Regions from separate parts of the Mus musculus genome. Here region 2 is linked to region 1. A link is a loop called in an ENCODE intact Hi-C map of the cell type or tissue named here. Cell type or tissue: heart. All regions are shown on one strand. Each heading gives the region's core, and the rest is flanking DNA. Links, peaks and the distances in the headings are about the cores only.

Region 1 (10,243 bases), core at 1,380-9,379:
GTCCCTCCCCTCCCCCTCCCCCTCCCCTCTTCCTCCTCCTCCCCTGATTAAACTCAGAATAAATTTGCACCTGAGAGCAGGAGAGGCACCTGCGCGTGCTGAAGCCATGTGCTGTCAAACCTCCAACTGCATTCCTGACCCAAGTTCTCCTCCCAGAACACAACAGAGATGAACAATCCTACGCACCTGAACCTGTTGCCTGGTTACTGTCAACAAGCAGAGAGGAGCGAGCCAGTTCTGGCCAGGGCTGACACCAGGTCTCCTCCTACCCCTGCAGCAACTTCCCCAGTGAGCAGAAGCCATGCACGGGTGTTGACTGAAATAACGAGACTTCGAAGTAGATACACGCAGTCCTCCTGTGAGAAATTAGAACAATGTTGGACTTGTTGTGTTTTACAAGCAGGTTTGAAAACCGGCTTTGGAGAAGGAATAACTGTTTTCGGGGCTCAGAGTCTCTAGTTCTAACCTTGCCTGCCAGGGTCAGCCTTGCACATTCTAAATGGACACACACCACCACCACCAACAACAACAACAACAGCAACAGCAACAAAACAAAAACAAAGACACAAAGGGCTGGAGAGGTTGCTCAGTGGTTAGGTCCCCTGGCTGCTCGGCTAGAGGACCTGGGTTCCAGCAGCAGCAGCACTCACAAGCCAATCCTCAGCCACCTATAACTCCAGTCCTAGGAGGGAGTCTTCTGGCCTCTGTGGGCGGTACATGCACAAGGTACTACACAGACATACATTCTGACAAAATATCCATATATGTATAATAAAAATTAGGATTTTGTTTTTTAAACCCAGGGAGTTTTAGCTGTATTGGCCAACTACCCCTGGCCCTGGGGTCTGCCCTGGAGGGTGAAGGTTAATACACTCAGTGGTGCGCCACTAGAGAAACCAGATCTTCTCTTAGCCAGAGGCTATGGATTGCCAAGAGCTTCTTGGTTAGGGGGTAGGACCAGGCTTCCATTCACTCCTCTCAGTGCTAGGACTGTCTTATTTATTTACTTATTTGTTTGTTTATATTTATTTATCTATCGGTTTTGGAGACAGGGTTTCTCTGTGTGGCCCTGGCTATCTAGGAACCCATTCTGTAAACTAGGCTGGCCTCAACCTCTGCCTGCCTCTGCCTCCAAGTGCTTCCGTTTTCATATTTTTGAACTATTTTACATGATAGGTCCGTGCTTTATCTGTGAGCTTCCGCCTCAGGCCTCTTTTTACTTATGACTTTGAGACAGGGTCTCACTGGCCAGGTTGACCTTGAAACCATCTAGGTAGTCCAAGCAGGCCTTGAGTGTTTGATCCTCTTGCACTCTAGTGCCTGAGTAGCTGGGGTTACAAACTCACACCACCAGGCCTGGCTGGAATAGTGTCTTAAAAACCGGGAAACTCCCGCCACACCAGTATTGCTTTTTTTTTTTTCCTTCTTCTTCTTCCTTTAACAAATGGTAGACAAACCGAACAGCAAGGGCATCCGTGCCACATGGCCTGACCTCAAAGGAAGGAAAAGTAAACTTGCCTCAGACTGATGAAATTCCTTTACTTCCTTTAGACCCTCACCTGTGAGTCCTGCCTGGCCTCTGTGGGTAGGAACTTCTGCAGACGTCCTCTAAGGCTTTGATCTCCATGACAATGTAGGATTTGAAGCAAAGGAAGCCCACTAAGGCTTTGACTGTTTATTTTTATCTCAGTGCAAATGGAAGTCCTGACAGCTGCCTTTCTGTGGGAAAAGATCTCTAGCTGGGGTGGAGTGGGGTGGGGGGTGGAGCTTCCACGGTCTTACAGGGTGGAGGCTAGCCACCACAGAAGCCTGAGTTAGAGACAGAGTTGCACATCTGCATTCACACTGTCACATCAGGGCTGGCCACTGTGCATTTCTACCATGCTTGCCCCTTCTAGGTCTCCTGCTCCTCTCTTCTCCAGCCCAGCTGCACCAGCATGGGTTGTCTCATTCCTGCGCGCTCCTGTCTGGGACTAAAACAAGTTAGGAATAATTGCCTAAAACAATTGACCCAAGCCAGTCTGCCCATGGGGGATGGGGTGGGGCAGGTTGGACCACCTGGTTGAACTTGCACAAAAGCTCCTTTGAGGGAGGAAGTTTAGTTTCACCCAGGAGGATTCATGAACTATCCAGTCTCATCTGCCTTGACAACATCCCTTTCCCACAGAGGAGCTTCAGTCCATAGCCAGTCCGGGACCATTGTGGGGCCATCTTGTCATCTCTTGAGGCCAGCCTACACTAAGTTGCTACAAGGTACAAGATATTATTTTTGCCTTCTGCTTTAAAAGGAAAAACAAAAGACTGAGGTGTAGTTTCGTGGTAAACTATGTGTTTATCATCTTTGCAAGAGGCCCTGAGGTCATCCCCAGCCCTGAGCTCACAAACACCAAGACAGGGCTAGGCACAGTGTCGGACGATTGCAATCCTAGCACTCAGGAGGTCAAGGCTGGCTGTGACCCAATGGTGAGACCTTGTCTCCAAAACAGTGATGTAAAGCTTTGACAGTTTAAAAGTGTTAAGCTTAGATAAATGTTTGACAATGAGGAGAAAACTGAAGCATGGAAGGATCCACAAGTTCACTTGCCGCCTCCAAGAAGCCAGACCCTTTCATTGTTGGACATCTTCCTTCTTGTCTGTCCACACACAATCCTGCTGAGCTGTGGTGTTGTTGACTTAAGCTATATGGAGCCGTGCATGGAAAGAAAGCCTGTTGGCTCACTTTAGTAAGTCAACAGTGTTCCTGAGCTGCAGGTAAACAGAAGGTAACTCCTAGGGAATTCCCAGGGAGGGCCAAGTCAGCCGGCCTCAGCACCGCCCAGATTTTTTCAAAGGGTTCTGTGACAGCCCAGAAATGCTTGAGCCTGACTCCTGCCACTAGGTGTCACACTAAACAATACCGAAGTTGATGCCAAGGCCTGAAGCTGTCGGGACAGCCCAAGGAGGCATAAATATACATACTCCTTCATTTTATACCTGCAGCCCCAAGTCACCTTCTGCAGTATCCTTTATAGATGGGGCTTTGAGTCCATACTGTGGCTTTTTTTTTTACAAACTTTAACTTCATATATATATATTCATTACAATAGGGTACATTGCTTAAATTTTATATTACTTAATTTTTTATGTATATGAATGTTTCGCCTGCATGTATGTATGTGTTCCACCCTCATGCTTGGTGCCTGGCGGTGCTGAATCTCCCGGGACTGGAGTTGCAGGACACCACGTAGGTGCTGGGAATCAAACTCAGGTTTTCTGGAATAGCAGCTAGTGCTGTTAACTGCTGAGCCATTCCTTCAGCCCTGCTCTGCAGTTTTAAAGAACTATCTCCAGATGAGAAACTACCTATCCTCTGCTTTATCTCCCAAGCGGAAGACAGATTTGGGGGCTGGGGAGCTGTTCAAGACTGGGTCTTATGTTGCCCATATTGACCTCAAACTAGGCTAAATACTTTTAGTGTATTCCAAATTATACTACATTTTGGTCTCATTTTTGCAAGGTGTTTCCAAGGGTTAACATATACTTTACCAAAATGATTAATATATTGTAGTAGAAATTAGACGAACTGACATTAGGGGGCCTGGGTACATCTCTAAGTATTTTGTTTTCTTCTTTAGGAAAATGGGAACCGCACCTAGCTTACAATATTACTTCTGAGAACTAACCATAATGCATACGAAGCTGGGTTCCTCCAAAAATTTATACTGTGATATTTCCAAAAGTCCACACTCATACTTCCAAGCAGAGACGTGTATTTCTAGACAAATGATGCCCATCTGATATCACAAAGTACCTTAAATATTCCAGGACTGACGTGCAATTCCAGCTCTCAGGGGGAAGCTGAGGCAGAGGTCCTACTAACAGTTCAATGTCAACAGGGACAACACAGTGAAATCCAGACCAGCCGGGCCTACAACGTAAACCCTGTCTCAAACCACCCCACCAGCACAGATCCAATCTTATTATTATAAAAGCAAGTATACCATAAAAAAAAAAGGTTAAGTGACTTCTCCAACTAATGTATTTAATGAAAGGCAGAGCGTGGAATTGAGATGTCCTGCTCATGATCAATCTCACTATGTCCCACTCAATTACACTTGCAGATCCAACTTGCCACTGAGAGGAAAAGGAGAATTCGCTGAGGAAGTTTTAACTTTAACCTGGCCCTTACTGTCTGGAGGCTTTTTGGTTTTTCCTGGATTTTGAATCTTTTCCCTCAGTGTCTTCACATGCATACTCAGGGGGAGGCGCTGGAATTCCAAAGAGAGGAAAGCTGACATAAGGCTCATTAAGAAAAAGATCATTCACATCTCACCAGAAATCTATGCAGAACTAGAGAGGCCTCCTGGATCTGGTCTGACAAACTCTGATCCACGTTGCTTTAATTTTCCCTAAGTAGGGGTGGGGTGGAAGTAACATTTGTACTTTTGCCGGTTAAACTAGAGGCTCACAGGCCCAAATCCCTTTCTTGGGGGAGCAGCTACCCATAATGCCGCGGTCCCTTGGGAGCAAGGAAGCTGATAGAAGCAGCAGGTTTCAGATGGGGTCTGTGTTAGGACTATCTTGAGCCTCCTGCAGGATACCTCACAGTTACTTTTTTAGCTATGTTTGAGAGGCCAGCCTTGGCTAGGGCACTAAGTCAATTGCTCTGCTAGGCATTCACAATAAGCTCCGGCTTCATTCTCTGCAACAAGTTAACTCCGACAGCAAGAACGCAACAGTTGCGGTTGCAAGGAAACTACAACTTCTACTAAGATTAACAGCTTGCATTACTTGGGGAAAAATGTGGTTCCCATACGGAGCTAGGATTTGCCCCTCCCCCGGGGGGGGGGGCAAGATTATTGACCCCTAGGAAATAATCTAGGGGTTCTCCAAGCTCTTGGTTTTTGTTGGTGGTGGTGGTGGTTTTGTTTGTTTTAATGCCAAAGTTTTTACAGCTTCATGGAGTAGGAGTGAAGGACAGCCAAATGTCCCTGCATTGCAAAGGGCCTGGAACAGACAAAACACAGCCGGCCCCGGAACCACTCATATGTCCGTCGTCGCAGAAATTTAGGAGAAGCGAATCCCTGCACCTAGCCAGCGTTTCCACTCTTGGGTTTTCAAAAAGATCAAAAACCGGAAAAGACCTGCAAACTGGCAAATCGCTAAGAGGAACAGCCTAGCAGGTCTGCGTCCTTGGAAGCTGCGCAGCTTGGGACCCCAAACCAAAATCGCCCGGTGGGAAACCCCAGGGAAAGAAGGGTTCTTGCAGAGGGCTGGGGTTACTGAGTGCAGGCTGCAGGGAAGTACCTAGAGGGAGGGGGCCTGGTCGGGAGGACTTTCCAGCCACTCAGGGCTCATCAAAAAGTTCCCTGTGCATGACCCCAGTGGCTCATCGCAGGGAGTTTCTCCGATGAACCCCGGCCCTGGGTTTAGGCTTCTCAGTGGAGGACGAGCCAGTTCTTTTTCTAGTCTGACTGGCTTGGAAATTCCCCGCGCCTGACCCCGCCCCTGAGAAATCCCCTGCCAGCGTTTATAGGGCGCCGCGGCGGCGCTGCCGAGCCCACAACAGTCAGACCTCGCCAGCCAGCCGCCAGCAGCCTGCAGCCTGCACCCGCTCAGCCCCGCACAGCCATGTTTCAGCCAGCTGGGCACGGCCAGGACTGGGCCATGGAGGGCCCGCGGGATGGCCTCAAGAAGGAGCGCTTGGTGGACGATCGCCACGACAGCGGCCTGGACTCCATGAAGGACGAGGAGTACGAGCAAATGGTGAAGGAGCTGCGGGAGATCCGCCTGCAGCCGCAGGAGGCGCCGCTGGCCGCCGAGCCCTGGAAGCAGCAGCTCACGGAGGACGGAGACTCGTAAGTGGCGCCGGGCACCGGTGGGGGTCGCGCGGGGCCTGCAGCGCGCTCGGGGTTCTGCACGGCGAGGGCGCCGGGGTTGCGGGGCGCCGGGGCTGCGGCGGGCCGCCTGTCTTCCCCCCTCCCCCTCCTCCCCTGTCCCCGGACCCGGAGTCGCCGAGCGCAGGCCGGGGGGGGCGGGGCGGCAGCGGCGGCGAGGACGCAAAGTCCCGGCCTGGCAGCGGTGGCGCGCAGCCGCCGGGCGCCGCGCGGCCGCGAGGGGAAGTACAGGGCGTTCCGGGCGGCGGAGGGCGGGCCGGTCTGGCCGGCGCCCGCCCGGAGGGGGTGGGGCACGGAAAGTCCCTGGGCGGCTGCCAGGAACACTCAGCTCATAATAACCTCGCGGAAAACACCGCGGCCGCGGCCTCCAGAAACCCCGGCCTTGCGCAATCCCCCCTCCAACCCCACCTCCAGCCCGCGCCTCCCCCCCCCCCACGCAGTGTGCTCACCACCCCTCGGGGGGTTTCCCTGTCATCCCTCAGGTTCCTGCACTTGGCAATCATCCACGAAGAGAAGCCGCTGACCATGGAAGTCATTGGTCAGGTGAAGGGAGACCTGGCCTTCCTCAACTTCCAGAACAACCTGCAGCAGGTGCGCTGCTTGCTTGCCCCGCGGGTGCCCTCTTTGACCCCTTGGTGGAGTCAGATGTAGCACGGTCGCCCCCAAAGCGTTTCTAAATTAATAGTCACTTAGTTCTTATCTGCCTTGGCCTTTTGCATTCAAATCAGCCAACGTCTTAGAACCAGAAGAAAAATCCCTTGGGTTTAGTGAGGTCTTTATGACCCACCTAGGGCCTCCTGTTTGCCTGATCTCCTAAGAGACAAATGGGAGGATCAGATTCCATAGCGGGAGGTGTCTGGGGTTCAGGAAACTCAAGACTATGGGTTTGCTCCATGGCTTATCCCTTTCTGTTTCCTCTTCCATTTGTAGACTCCACTCCACTTGGCTGTGATCACCAACCAGCCAGGAATTGCTGAGGCACTTCTGAAAGCTGGCTGTGATCCTGAGCTCCGAGACTTTCGAGGAAATACCCCTCTACATCTTGCCTGTGAGCAGGGCTGCCTGGCCAGTGTAGCAGTCTTGACGCAGACCTGCACACCCCAGCATCTCCACTCCGTCCTGCAGGCCACCAACTACAATGGTAGGTCTGCCAGTCCATCCAAGGATGCAGAGGAGGGAGAGAGATGGGGCCACTTGAGTCTTAAACTCCGAACGTATACAAAGTTCAGACACTGTGATCTTTTTAAAAAGTTTTCTCCTCGATGCCTATATGATATTCACTCAGAACCCAGATTCTGAGTTCTTCAAAACTGATGATGTTTGTGGTTGTCCTCAAGACAATAGACATGAGTTGTGTGAGGATTGAAACACGTAGTTACAGTTTTTGTCTTCCTCCTCCAGGCCACACGTGTCTGCACCTAGCCTCTATCCACGGCTACCTGGCCATCGTGGAGCACTTGGTGACTTTGGGTGCTGATGTCAACGCTCAGGTGAGTACATCTCCCTTCCACCTAATCTCTGTTGGGCTGGCTCTGATGGTGAGCAGGTTTCCAGATGCAGCCGTAAACTAACGCCTGATTGCTTTTGGTTTCAGGAGCCCTGCAATGGCCGGACAGCCCTCCACCTTGCGGTGGACCTGCAGAATCCTGACCTGGTTTCGCTCTTGTTGAAATGTGGGGCTGATGTCAACAGGGTAACCTACCAAGGCTACTCCCCCTACCAGCTTACCTGGGGCCGCCCAAGTACCCGGATACAGCAGCAGCTGGGCCAGCTGACCCTGGAAAATCTCCAGATGCTACCCGAGAGCGAGGATGAGGAGAGCTATGACACGGAGTCAGAATTCACAGAGGATGAGGTGAGTGTTCCTCCCCTCAGCACGCTGACGGCTGTTCTAGGGCTGCTTTGGATCAGAGGGATTTCAGTTGTTTAACTTCTCAGACTCGGCTTGCAAAGCCAGGATCCCAAGAATTTGTCTCTGGTTTGTTTTAAGAGCTTACCCTTTTGGGTTGAGGAATGAGGGAATTCTAGAAATTGAACCCAGGCCTTAGCACATGGTGATAAGCACACGTTCAACCATTAAGCTCCACCCCCTCAATAGCTTAGACTTTTTTTTTTTTTAAGGAAAGAATAGGTAAGGGAAACTCCTACAGCCTGGTGCCCTTGTTCTATTTGGGTTAAGGAGAAAAAGAGCCCAAGAATAGGAGTTATTTCAGCAGCAGCTCTCCCCTTATCCCAATGTCTTGGTGAAGTTCTAGGAATTTAATATGTCTTTTTCCCCTCTCTTGTTTTAGCTGCCCTATGATGACTGTGTGTTTGGAGGCCAGCGTCTGACATTATAAGTGGAAAGTGGCAAAAAGAATGTGGACTTGTATATTTGTACAAATAGAGTTTTATTTTTCTAAAAAAAAAAAAAAAAAGAAAAAGAAAAAAAATGAGAAAGGGTATACTTAGCACCACACCACACAGCGCCTAGACCCAGGCATTTTACTGGGGTGATTCGGCTGTTGTCTTTGTGAAATCCGGGGAAACAGATCACTGAAATTCAAAGAAAATGTCTCTTAAGGTTCATGTTTGTGGGATTTTTTTTGGGGGGGGGGGAGGTGATTTTCCAGAACCTAATGAAAGGACCACGTTTTATTTATTGTGCTTTTGATTGAACCACCATAGACCTAGTAAGTGAGCCCAGTGTGTCCTCCCATGTAAGAGCCAGGTGTTCAGTGGCATGTGCTTAAAAGTCGCCCCCAACTAAGGTCTGTGTCGCCTTCTTGTAAATGTTGTATATGTTGTATTTTGTTGGTAATTATTTTGGTACTTCTAAGATGTATATTTATTAAACAGATTTTTACAGACAGCATTGTCCCGCTCGTTTGCTATTCTGAGTGGCTTGTTCCTGAAGATCGGGGGCTGGAGGGGGTGGCGTGAATGTTTTCAGCCAGCTAAGGAAGTTCACAGAGTAGCTTCTCACGTGAGAGCCGAGCTTCACAGCAGCCTCCAGCCCCTGTGTGGGAGGGAGCCTGTTGCAAGGTGACAGGAAATGCCAGCCTTTAGCTGGGGTACCACCAGCAAGCCACCTGGCCTGTCACTGAAGGCTCTGGTACCATTTTCTCCTTGATTTAAGCTGTTCCGGAACCCAGTCTCTGTAGAACTTAGTTGGAACAAGAGGAATTTGCTGAGTTAGCTTGATGTAGCTGGGAAAATCCTCAAGAGAGGACATGGGCTTGGAAATGGTACTGTCCTGACATACCTCCTAGGAGATAGTCACCGCTGAGACTTATTCATTGACTAGGCTGCTGTAGACATTGCATAAGGCTAAAACACATGACAGTGCCAGGCATCTAATGCTGAAAAAAAAAATACAGCTATTGTACAACATCCTGTGTTTCACAGGGGAAGCAAGAAATCCAGAGAACAGCTTGTGCGGGGACACCCCGAGAGGAAGCGGGTTCACTTATCGGGAACCTTCTTTGTCAGACTGTTAACCAGAAGGCCATGTATCTCATCACTGTGGTCTCGGGGAGCAAGCTTGAAGAATCTTCAGCTCAGGGTTCTAATTCTACTGCCAAAGCAGATTTCACAATAAGTCAGAAAGTTGTGAAGATTGCGTATTGATGCTTGGTAGGTAGTGGCTTTGTCCCGGGGACAGAGTCTTGCTTTGGTAGGAAGGAATGAGATGATGACATTCAATGAATGTACAATAATACATTTGATGTGCTTTAGCTTATGGCTAAGAAAGTATCTTTTCTATGCTTCATTATTCTGTTCTGGATCCACATTGGATGTCAAGTAAATATGATGTTCATCTTCATCTTATACCAAAAGGGAGCCAACACCCAGTGTGTCTTTCCTATATAAAAAGCACTACTGCAAACTGGGTAAAGCCAGCCATGTCCCATTCCTGCAACCCCAGTCCACTGTGGTTGTCTCTCTGTGTTCTCTATCAGGTACCCAGGCTCTATGCCCCAGAGTATCTGAACACAGGTGTTCGGTGCTGCTCACATCGATGCTGACTTAGGCTCATTCTCCTGCGTGGGAAATGTGAGGGTCAGAGAGAGACCCCCTCATAGCCTAAAGAGCAAAGGGGAGAAATTTGGCTTTGATGTTAGAAAGATGGTCTTAATGCTTCCTGCATAGCTTTTAAAGTCAGGTTTGCCAGCACATACCTATAATCCCAGCACTTGAGAGGCTGAGGCAGGAGGGTTGCCATGAGTGAGGCCAACTAGGACTACTTGAGCAAGAGCATGTCACATAAAGCCAGGATGCACCTAGACAGGCACACTTTGTGGTTCTTGTGGAAGGTTGGAGAACAAGAGGATGTGGCCTCACAGAGCGGCTCTTGACTAGGAGTGTCACCCTCCATGGTTGCAGAA
Region 2 (10,243 bases), core at 1,019-9,018, 140 kb after region 1:
TCAATGCTCAGTATTAGGGTGGGGATGAGGGGACTAGGGAAGAGCAAGGAAAAGGCAAAGCTATCTCACAGAAGAAAGTTGCTGATGGAGTTGAATAGGTGACGTCATATATCACTTTAGTAGGATCTAGGAAACAAAGTATTTGGAAAAATTAGTTTCCAAAGCAGATTTGAATCCAAATATCCTTGGGCCTAATTGCTAATGAATGTGAAATGCGCAGCTAGGGAGTTTGTGGCTAGAAAATATTCCATAATTACACAACTCTAAACCTTTCCATCTGAGTTTAACTGTAACAACATGCAAGTAAACATACTTCTCAACTTTTCCAACCTTGTCTGCATGAAGGGTTGCTATCTTTCAATACTTGTTGCCTTCTAATAATGAGTACCAAACCAACATCAAAGCTTTCTTAGATGAATTCAGTTATTTTCTAAATTGGCTGTGTGAGTAAGAACTGTTAACAGGTGCTTTAGCCACAAGGGAAATCTGAACTTTAAGGAATTTAAGAGAGCTGAGCAGCCATTGGGGTTAGCAGAATCCAAAGGTCTACTTTCCAAACCTCTTACTGGTAGGGAACCCAATGGTCCACTTTCCACATTTCTTTCCCTAACAAAACCAGTACAGACAGGCAGGCTTCTTTTTCTTGTTTTGAAGGGGTATGGGAACTTTTGAGACATGGTCATGAAGGCTAGCCTTAAACTCATTAAGTATCTAGGGGTGATTTTGTTTCCAGTGCCTTCTGCCTCTACTTCCCAAGGGTGGGACACAGGAGCGCAGGTCTACATCTGGTGTCAAGCTGTCCTTCCTGCCATGCCTACTGCTCTCTTTGTACAACATCGACACACACACACTCTTGCACTGTGCCACAGTGTGCCTGTGGAGGTCAGAGGCCAATTTGGGGGAGTCAGTTCTCTCTTCCCTAGGGATCAAACTCATGTCAATAGGCTGAAAGGCAAGTGCTTTTACCTCCTGAGCCATCTTGTCAGCCTCAAACTTGTTTCTTTCTCAAAATAAAATGCCAGGTATAACTTCATGTTTACTGGCTATAAATCAAGATGAGGAACTATTGCATAATCAGGGGGAAAATCGTGTTGTGATCACTGTGAAGGAAAACAAAAAGCTGCGTAGTGTCTAAGGAATGACAGGACACAGGGGAAAAAACCTTTAAGCCTGCTGAAGATAAATTGTAAGTGAATTTTAAAGCAGCTTAGCATAAGTTATCTGCGGAAAGACAAGGGTGGTTTCTCCGCACACTGCATACTCTCCTGGATTTTTGGGAGGCTTCGGGGATGATTATGGGGTGGGGATGAAGCTTGAGATATAGGCGATGATCTTGTTATATAGCCCGGCTGACTTCTAACTCCCCTATGCAGCCAACAATAGCCCCAACTCCTGATCTCCCTGCCTCTACCTCCCAAGGGTTGTGACCACTGGTCAGTACTACCCTGCCAAGCTTTAAAAGGTAAAGGCACTTGACACCAAGCCTGTTGACTTGGGCTGGAATCCAAGAACCCCTTTTTTTCCTGCACATATACTGTGCTCACAATAAATACATGTTAAAAAATTAAATTGTTTATAACCCTCTATCTCCTTACACGATTCTTAAACATATATACTAATAGGATTCCTTGGGACTCACATATGGCTGAGTCTGTACCCCATGGGATTTCTTTTACATATGTTTGCTTCGTCTTGAGATGGGATTTGCTGTGTGGTCTAGGTTGACCACCTAGATTCTCCTGATGCCACCACTCCAGTGGCTGGGGTTTCGCAATAAGCCCTGCTCTGTTCTGCGTATCTCCTATGCCTCCTCCAACAGCATCCTAAAAGCAATTCACCGCACAAAGGGACAACACCAATGGACTCACTAAATCATATTTTTCCTTTTAATCTGTCTTCTTCCAGGATTATCTGGCATACTTCATGTGTAATTTCCCCTAAACACAACACAACAAAACCAAACAGAGACAAAACCATGTGGCTCTTTGATGTATTAAAAAAAAAAAAAAAACCTCTGCAGTTAGCATCTCTGGGAGGAACCACACCCACTCTCAACCACTGGGTGTTTATCAGGATATACGAGTTGAAAGGCATGAAAATAAAAGTGGAAAGTTCCCTGTAACCAAAACAAAATGCATCACACACTTACATGATCCTTGGTGATACTTTTTGTCAGGTGTACCTTCAGGATTGTACTTATGCAATCTACCAAATGAAAGAGGCTGGTATATATTCTCCTCAGCTGTGGTTATAGGATGATCCAAGGAAGTACAACTTTAATTTTTGTATGAGTAATTAATTTATAGGGTTCAAAAATCTAAAACAAACAAACAAACAAACAAAACAAACAAACAAAAAACACCAAACAGATAAAACGTTTCTCCATCTCTAGACCCCCAGCTCCTTACCTCAAAGGCAAAAGGCACTTCTCCATCTCCCAGGCAGCGGCTAGCAAGATGTGTACAAGCATGTGCATGCTGGCTGGGGGCAGGGGTATGTGTTTTCTTTACACAATGGTAGCACTCTGTGTGCCTCTTCTACATAGACTCTCGGGCACCTGTCCCACTCCGCCATGGTTAGGAAATGTTTCTTCTTAGAGATCTTCCTTGACTAAACTTTCCAACTATCTTTTTTTTTTTTTTTTTTTTTTTGGTTTTTGGAGACAGGGTTTCTCTGTGTAGCCCTGGCTGTACTGGAACTCACTTTGTAGACCAGGTTGGCCTTGAACTCAGAAATCCACCTGCCTCTGCCTCCCGAGTGCTGGGATTAAAGGCGTGTGCCACCAGTGCCCAGCTTATTTTCCAACTTTCTTAAGAACTGTGGAAGAGTTTGAGGTAAACAGATTTATAATTATTCTACAGCAATCAATTCCTATTCTTACTGTACCTTCCACTGCTGTCTTACAGGAATCCCCTAACTTGAGAAGAGGTAGGTACCACGCATGTCCTTTCATAAGTATGACTCGGGGCACCTACTTGGCACACAACTGGTATTCAATAAGTACTCAATATTTAGTGAATGAACCCTACAGCAAAACCCCAAATGTTTAAAGAGAACAGAACAGATTATCAGTGAGGCACAGAGGCTGAGGCAGGAAGATTACCCAGGAATTTAAGGCTACCTGGCTATACAGTAGAATATGGGATAGTCTGGGCCTTTCTCAAAGAAATATAACAGGGGCCAATGTGATGGCTCAGAAGCTAAAGGTGTTTCCATCCAAGTCTGATGATCTGGGTTTGAGACCCAGGACTCACGTGGTGGAAAGACAAAACTGGTTTCTATGAGTTGACTTCTGGCTACATACGTGTTGTGGCATGCTCCATCCCCATAAACAAACAAACAAATCCACAGTAAGCAGACAAGCCAAACAAGCTGCTCACACTTCTAATGAGCCCCTTCCTACATGTCAGTGTTTACCTGATTGGCCCCACAACTATAGAGTTATCTGAGACCTACGACACTGGTTACCCTGTCTACATCACAATTAATGATGTCCTCAGAGAGTCAATCTCCATGAGAAAAATAGAACAACAACTTTACATAGGATTTGTTTCAGTTATTGCATTCCAAAGAGAAAATGAGCATGTAATGTGATTTCTGGGGGGAAAGAGGGTTTGGGAGGGGTGTTGGTTTGTTTTTGTCAACTTGACACAAGCTACAGTCATCTGAGATGAGGGGACCTCAATGGAGGAAAGGCCTTTATTAGACTGGCAAGCCAGTGAAGCCTCTTCCTAATTGATGACTGACGTGGGAGGGCCCAGACCACCGTGGGCAGTACCACCCTGGACAGTACCACCATGGGCAGTACCACCCTGGACAGTACCACCATGGGCAGTACCACCCTGGACAGTACCACCGTGGGCAGTACCACCGTGGGCAGTACCACCGTGGGCAGTACCACCGTGGGCAGTACCACCGTGGACAGTACCACCCTGGACAGTACCACCAAGGGCAGTACCACCCTGGGCAGTACCACCCTGGACAGTACCACCCTGGACAGTACCACTGTGGGCAGTACCACCCTGGGTGTGTGGTCCTGGGTGCGCAGGAAAGCAAACTGAACAGGCCATGCAGAATAAACCATTAGGCAGCATTACTCAATGGTTTCTGCTTCAGTTCCTGCCTCCAGGTTCCTGTCTTGGCTTCTCTCAGTGGACTGTGATATGTAAGTCAAATAAACCCTTTTCTCCATAGTTGCATATTGCCATGGTCTTTATTACAACTAGGCAGGAGGTCAGATCATGGCTGAAGAGACTGGAGTGGAAATTTGATTTAGTAAGAAGCTTTGTGTTTAATATATCTAGAGGATCCAGGGAAATTAACCGAGAGAGTATTTCAAATGAACCTTACTCCCTAAGGAACCCAACCACTGACCATCCTCAAATCGCACATGAACTGATATTTTTTTATACATGTACTGCCACCTACAGGACACGCAGGAATTAGGATGCTCGGGTACAGTGTACAGTGTGGGAGGGTGTGAAATGGAAAGCTGGCATATGACAGCCTGAAGTCCTCATGGTCATTTACTAACTTATCTTAACAGTATTTATTTTTCTGTCCCCCCCCCCAGGGGGCATTACTATATAGCTCAGGACATCTGATCCTCCTGCCTTTGTCTTTTATACTTGTTTAAAAATACCTACATTTAGAGGCTAGCCTGGGCTACATTGTAAGACCATCTCAAAACCCAAACCAAACCAACCCCCAACTTTCCTGTAATTCCAGCACACTGGCGGCAGAGGCAACAAGTCTGCTGTGCTCTAAGGCCAGCCTGGTCTATTACTATGAGTTTCGTGCCAGCTAGAAGAACACAAGGCCTTGACTCTAAAAACATACAAAAACCCCAAAGCCAAAATCTGAACAAAAGTATTCAAGGTTACACTGTGTCTACTTACCCTCAGCAAGGAAAGGCCTTGATAGAACAGACTGGTTACTATCAGTAAACAGAACTAGTGCAAAGGCAGCATTTAGAGTCCTAAGTTGTGCCAGGCAATGAGAAGCTGGGGGAAGTATAAAGGGGCCCTGCTGCTCAGGGAGAGAGGACAGAGAAGGAGGAAGAGCCTGAAGCTCACAGACATGCTTGGCTCCCAGGTGCACACTGCAGGAACCTGTAAGAACACCCCAGGTCTCAGGCAGCGTCACGCTCCCAAGGATACCCCATACCAGTGTGTTAAACTGCTATACACTGTCTGATGCATAACTAAGAGGAATCCATTACAATGACTTCTTAAAATTTGTTAAACAAGATCTACCCGCCATAGTTCAAGTGTTTATTTAAGGCACATCTTTCCTAGGCTGTTGGCTCACACCTAGATCCTCAACAGGCCAAGGGAGACAGCTTGCTGAGAGTTTACGGAAGGTCTGAGCTGAGACTGAGCCTCCATTTAAAAACAAAACAAAATCAGACAAAAGTCAACTCAGTACTTTGAAGGTGTCTGGATGGATGCACACGGTGTGAGAATAGCATGTAGCGTTTACATTTTCCTGTTTCCTAAGGAGCTCTGGTCTGTCCTCCCCAGGATTTCTAACTCTGCCTGCACAGTGCTGGTTACAATCCCTGCACCTGGGGACAGTCTGCTTGCTTAGGTTCCTTACGTGCTAAATTTCTCCAAATTTGCTCAGCCTTTGTGGAAATGAGAGGCAAGAGGGGCTGTCTCACTACCTACATTATATGTATGACAGTAAACACTGATGACGTAGGTGCCAAAGTCTAACATTATCTCAATCAATCAATCAATCAATAAATAAATAAGAAAGAGCTTCCCTCCACAGAGACAAGAAGTATACTCAATAATGAACACGGTGGAGTCTTCTAATACTGCACCTGTACAGGCCTCTGGCTTCGTTCCCAGTTCAACAGGCTCTACAACAAACAGGCTTAATAAGGAAAGTAAACTTGCAAAGTTTATACAAGGGGGCAAATGTCACCGATACTCATGACACTGGAGAGTGATGTTCTATTCTAATGATGTAGATTTCCTAATACAGATTGCAGAACAGATAGATACACACAGTATACCGTGGGGGAGGAAACAGCCCCTCTCCCAGCACCAGGGAGAGCTTTCATTCCGGTAAAAGCCAAGCACCTGGTAAACTGATACCATATCGGCAATTTCATTTCTCAGAAAGCTGCTCAAACAACAAAGAGAAAGTCTGCTCAGAGGACGTCAGGACTGACGGAGGAAACTGGAGGTGCTGAGGAACAATAGAGCTTTAAATCAAGTGTGTTTGTTAGTTTGGCCTTTGCAACAGTAAAGGAAGGGACTGTGGTAATGGAGAATCCTAGACCCAACAGGATAGGTTTCACAGTACTCAAAGACAATTTGTGCACAATTTGTTTTAACTTTAAGATCTTGTAAGCTATCACATTTGTTCATTTTTCTACATATGCATGCATGTATGTGGAGCGGTATGTGTGTGTGTGTGTGTGTGTGTGTGTGTGTGTGTGGCCATCGGTGTGCATGTGAAGGTCAGAGTCCGACTGTAGAGAGTCAGTGCTCTTCTTCCACTAGGTAGGACCTGGGGTCAGAGCTCAGGTCATCCGGCTTGGCAGCAAATGACTTTACCTGCTGAGCCGTCTTAATAGCCTGGGGATAAGTGTAATTTGTTATTCCCAGAAACTCAAAACAGATGGAAAATGAAGCATTAAATATAAAAGTAGGGAGTTGGAGAGTGAAGAGCACTTGCTGCTCTTGTATATGACCCAGGTTCCATTCCCAGTACCACATGGTAACTCCTCACAACCATCTGTACCTCCAGTCCCAGGAGATCTGATGCCTTCTTCTGGCCTCCATGGGTACCAGGCACGCACATAGTGCACAGACATACACGCAGGCAAACACCCATACACATAAAATAGTAACTCACAAATACTTTTTAAAGACCTTCCTACTTTCCCCTACTCACCTAAATCTAAACAAACAAACCAAGGCTGGGGGTGGGGCTTAGTTGGAGAATGCCTGCCTAGCATGCATGTAGCCCTTGGGCTTCATGCTCAGCATCACATAACAACTTGGTATGGTGGTACATGCTTATGCCAGTACTCACTAGGTGGAGACAGGAATGTCAGAAGTTCAAGGCCAGCCTCATCCACTTAGTGAGTTCAAGGACAATTTGAGCTACATGAGATCCTGACTCAAAAAACCAAATCCAAACCATAACTAACCAACTAACTAACAACTAAGTAACTAACAAAATACTGTATTTTTGGTAAGGGGAAAGGGGGCTTCAATGGAACACACTTTTCTATTCCTTAGTGAACTTCTCTGAGCCTGGGGACTCACACATACAATCATGCAGTCCTTAAAAAAGGGAGAATGGGAGTCAGAAGATACATAAACATAGCTGCAGTTCTCAAAGAAGAGGGACATATGGCTCTTGAGTATGAGAACATCAGCTCAGACCACAGAGGGCTAGGGAGTTGAACCATCACCAAGAGTATGCCACAGACACAGCCCCTTGCCATAATAGGACCCTAGGCAGCTTGGCACTAGAACTTCATGTGCTACACACACATCTGCTGATGGCCTCACCAGGACACTGAGCTCCACTCAGTTACAGAAGGGGCTGACGAGCTAGATGCTCAGTGGATAAAGCACTGGCTTCTAGGGTTTCGCTTCTACCCAGGCACACAGAAACGTGTGTGTGTGTGTGTGTGTGTGTGTGTGTGTGTGTGTGTGTGTGTGTAAGTTGAGGGTTAAGGCGGTCATCTACTGTCTGATGTGCTCTGACCTGCAGAAGCATGCCTTCTCCACTACAAAGCAAGTGGAACACAGGCTTCATGCAATGCCGAGAGATTCAGAGGTGGAGTCTACGTTGTCAGACGGCTCCATTACTTTCGGTCTCACATATATCCCACGCTGGCCTTAAACTCACATAGCAGAGCGTGACTTTGAACTCCTGATTCTTCTTCCACCTCCAGTGCTGGGATGACAAGCTTGTACTACCACACCCAGTTTATATGGTGCTTGCTTGGCAAGCCCTCTGCTGAGCGACATCTGCAGCCCCATGCCACTGCCTTACTATTAAAAAAAAAAAAAAACAAACAAACAGGGGCAACCTAAATTTTGGACAGTAGGGAAGCAGTTCTTACTCATTCAGGATGGTTTCCAAAATATTTAATTCTGTAGAAGAGACCTTATCAGATGAAAGACAAAACCAAAACTAAACCAAGCTGTATGTTTAGATATATATTGTCTAATGGAGAGTGAGAAGGCAGGCATAATGCATCCTGTAGCCTCCATCTCAAAGGGAAAAAGAAGTGGACCAGAGATGGGGGTCCCAGCGCTTAGGTATCAGAGGCAGGAGGATCAGGAGTTCAAAGTCATCTCAGGTATATTCTGAATTTGGGGTCAACCAAAGCTATTCGAGATTTTATCTAAAAGACAAACAAAGCGGAAATACAGGATGGAGAGATGGCTCAGGGGTCAGAAACACTTGCTGCAACTCCATAGGGCCTGAGTTCAGATCCCAGCACCCTGGCTCCCAACTGTCTGTAAACTCTAGCTCCAGCGCCTCTGTCTTCTGAGGGGACCCACACTCACCTACACATACTCAAAAGCAGACCCATAAAAAGAAATGGAAATGTTGGCTATATGTGGTGAGATTATTTTTGTTTTTTCATATATTTCTTTTATAAATTAAAAAACTTTAAAAAGTCTCAACAACATCAAGAATTGGCCTAGACCTTAGCTTCTGAAATGTGGATGAAGAAATCCTTAGCTTCCAATAGTATGCTTTTACATAAAAAAGATATTTAATGGTGCATGCCTGCAATCTCAGCACTCGGGAGGTGGAGCAGGAGGCTGAGTCACCCTTGGCAGCAGTGTGGGCTACACTGGACACCATCTCAAATGTAAACAAACCACACCAAACACAACCACGTGTGGATTTGAATTTGCCGCAGTGCACATGTGGACGTTAGAGGAGCTTGCTAGAGTGGTTTTCTCTTTTACCGTTGTGGTTCCAGGTATCAAACTCAGGTCATCAGCCTTAGTGACAAGTGCTCTACCCACTCAGCCAACTTGGCAGCCCCCCAAACATATATTTATTAAGCCAGGCATGATGGTACACATCTGTAATCTCAACACATTGGAGGCAGAGCAGGAGGACATCCTGGGTTAAACAGTTCCAGGCCAACCTGGGCTACCTAGTAAGCAAGGTCTCAGAAAAACGAAACACACACATCACAGATATGTATATGTGGGAATGTATGTGTTTGTATATATGTAGTTAACATCCAAAGTGTGTGAGCTGCACCCTGCTGTGGTACTGAATTTTTTGGTTCTTATCTCTATGGCTAATACTAAAGCTATACACAAGATAAACCATGATAAGGACTAGTGTTTAAAGATACTACAGGATGTGGGAGTGTGCACAGGTGTGGAGGATGACCTGGCTGATGAATACAGCCTGGCATCCTCTCACCAAGTAATTCATATAGGCCAGGATTAAATTACAAGTGGAACAATAAAGAGCCACATGTTAGCAGATGCTTTCACTGCAATCCCACGACACAGGGATAACCAGGTAACAGACATTGAAATAAAATGGCCAAAATAAATACTGGAAAGTAGCGGAGACTTCGGTGTGCTCATGTTTTACAACCATGGAACCGATGTATGGCTTTAGGGTTTTTACTCAAGTTATTTTGGTAAAAGATTGGAACTCTTTTTTTTTTTTTTAAAGATTTATTTATTATATATAAGTACACTGTAGCTGTCCTCAGATACTCCAGAAGAGGGCATCAGATTTCGTTACGGATGGTTGTGAGCCACCATGTGGTTGCTGGGATTTGAACTCGGGACCTTCGGAAGAGCAGTTGGCGCTCTTAACCACTGAGCCATCTCACCAGCCCCAAGATTGAAACTCTTAAAACATTATGCATATTATATGGGGTTATTTTGGTTTATTAGAAGAGGCACTGTTGTTCCCATGTGTTTTCCAACCTGCCTATTCTCTCTCTTCTGAACAGATCAGAAGCTCAAGAGTTTCCCTGCATACAATAAACTGCCAGGAAGAGTGGGGTTAGAGGATGGACATTAACTAAACTGTGAACGCTCAGTAATATGAACAAGACCAGCACGGTCCCACACCAGATCATAGGCCAGCGTGGACAAGAACTCCACACAGTCCCTAGACAAAGAGCTACAGGAAGAGAGGGTCAGTCAGAGAAGGACTAGATTCCACAGAGGCTACCCAGTCCTAAGTGGCAGCCGTGGACACTACGTATAAGCAAAGC

Evidence for each region. Hi-C counts contacts between places; a loop is a spot of excess contacts. Peaks named below come from ENCODE experiments on the same cell type or tissue, not always from the same donor. Only the 100,000 strongest peaks of a DNase experiment are listed, where the experiment ranks them.
Region 2: a loop joins it to region 1, with 5 times the contacts of the local background. A loop is called at or near these places in 15 of 42 quality-filtered maps.

Annotation. Positions count from the first base shown.
Region 1 is chr12:55,487,894-55,498,136 of GRCm38, reverse strand. It overlaps Nfkbia (nuclear factor of kappa light polypeptide gene enhancer in B cells inhibitor, alpha), which reads left to right and starts at 5,490. Exons shown (of 6, transcript NM_010907.2): 1 at 5,490-5,837; 2 at 6,359-6,467; 3 at 6,807-7,017; 4 at 7,278-7,366; 5 at 7,471-7,731; 6 at 8,168-8,728. The coding sequence starts at 5,611. The coding sequence ends at 8,215. Gm36634 (a long non-coding RNA gene) reads right to left here and starts at 4,842. Exons shown (of 3, transcript XR_381610.3): 1 at 3,791-4,842; 2 at 187-356. In heart, for the core only: CTCF peaks have their summits at 2,865 (motif pointing right), 5,593, 5,797 and 6,096; DNase peaks (open chromatin) are centred at 2,846, 5,466, 6,086, 6,846 and 4 weaker places; H3K4me3 peaks cover 2,692 bases; H3K27ac peaks cover 2,665 bases.
Region 2 is chr12:55,349,299-55,359,541 of GRCm38, reverse strand. All of the region lies in intron 4 of Prorp (protein only RNase P catalytic subunit), which reads right to left. Among named protein-coding and RNA genes, the nearest start is that of Psma6, 44 kb to the left of the region's middle. In heart, for the core only: a CTCF peak has its summit at 4,432 (motif pointing left); no DNase peak of the experiment used is centred there.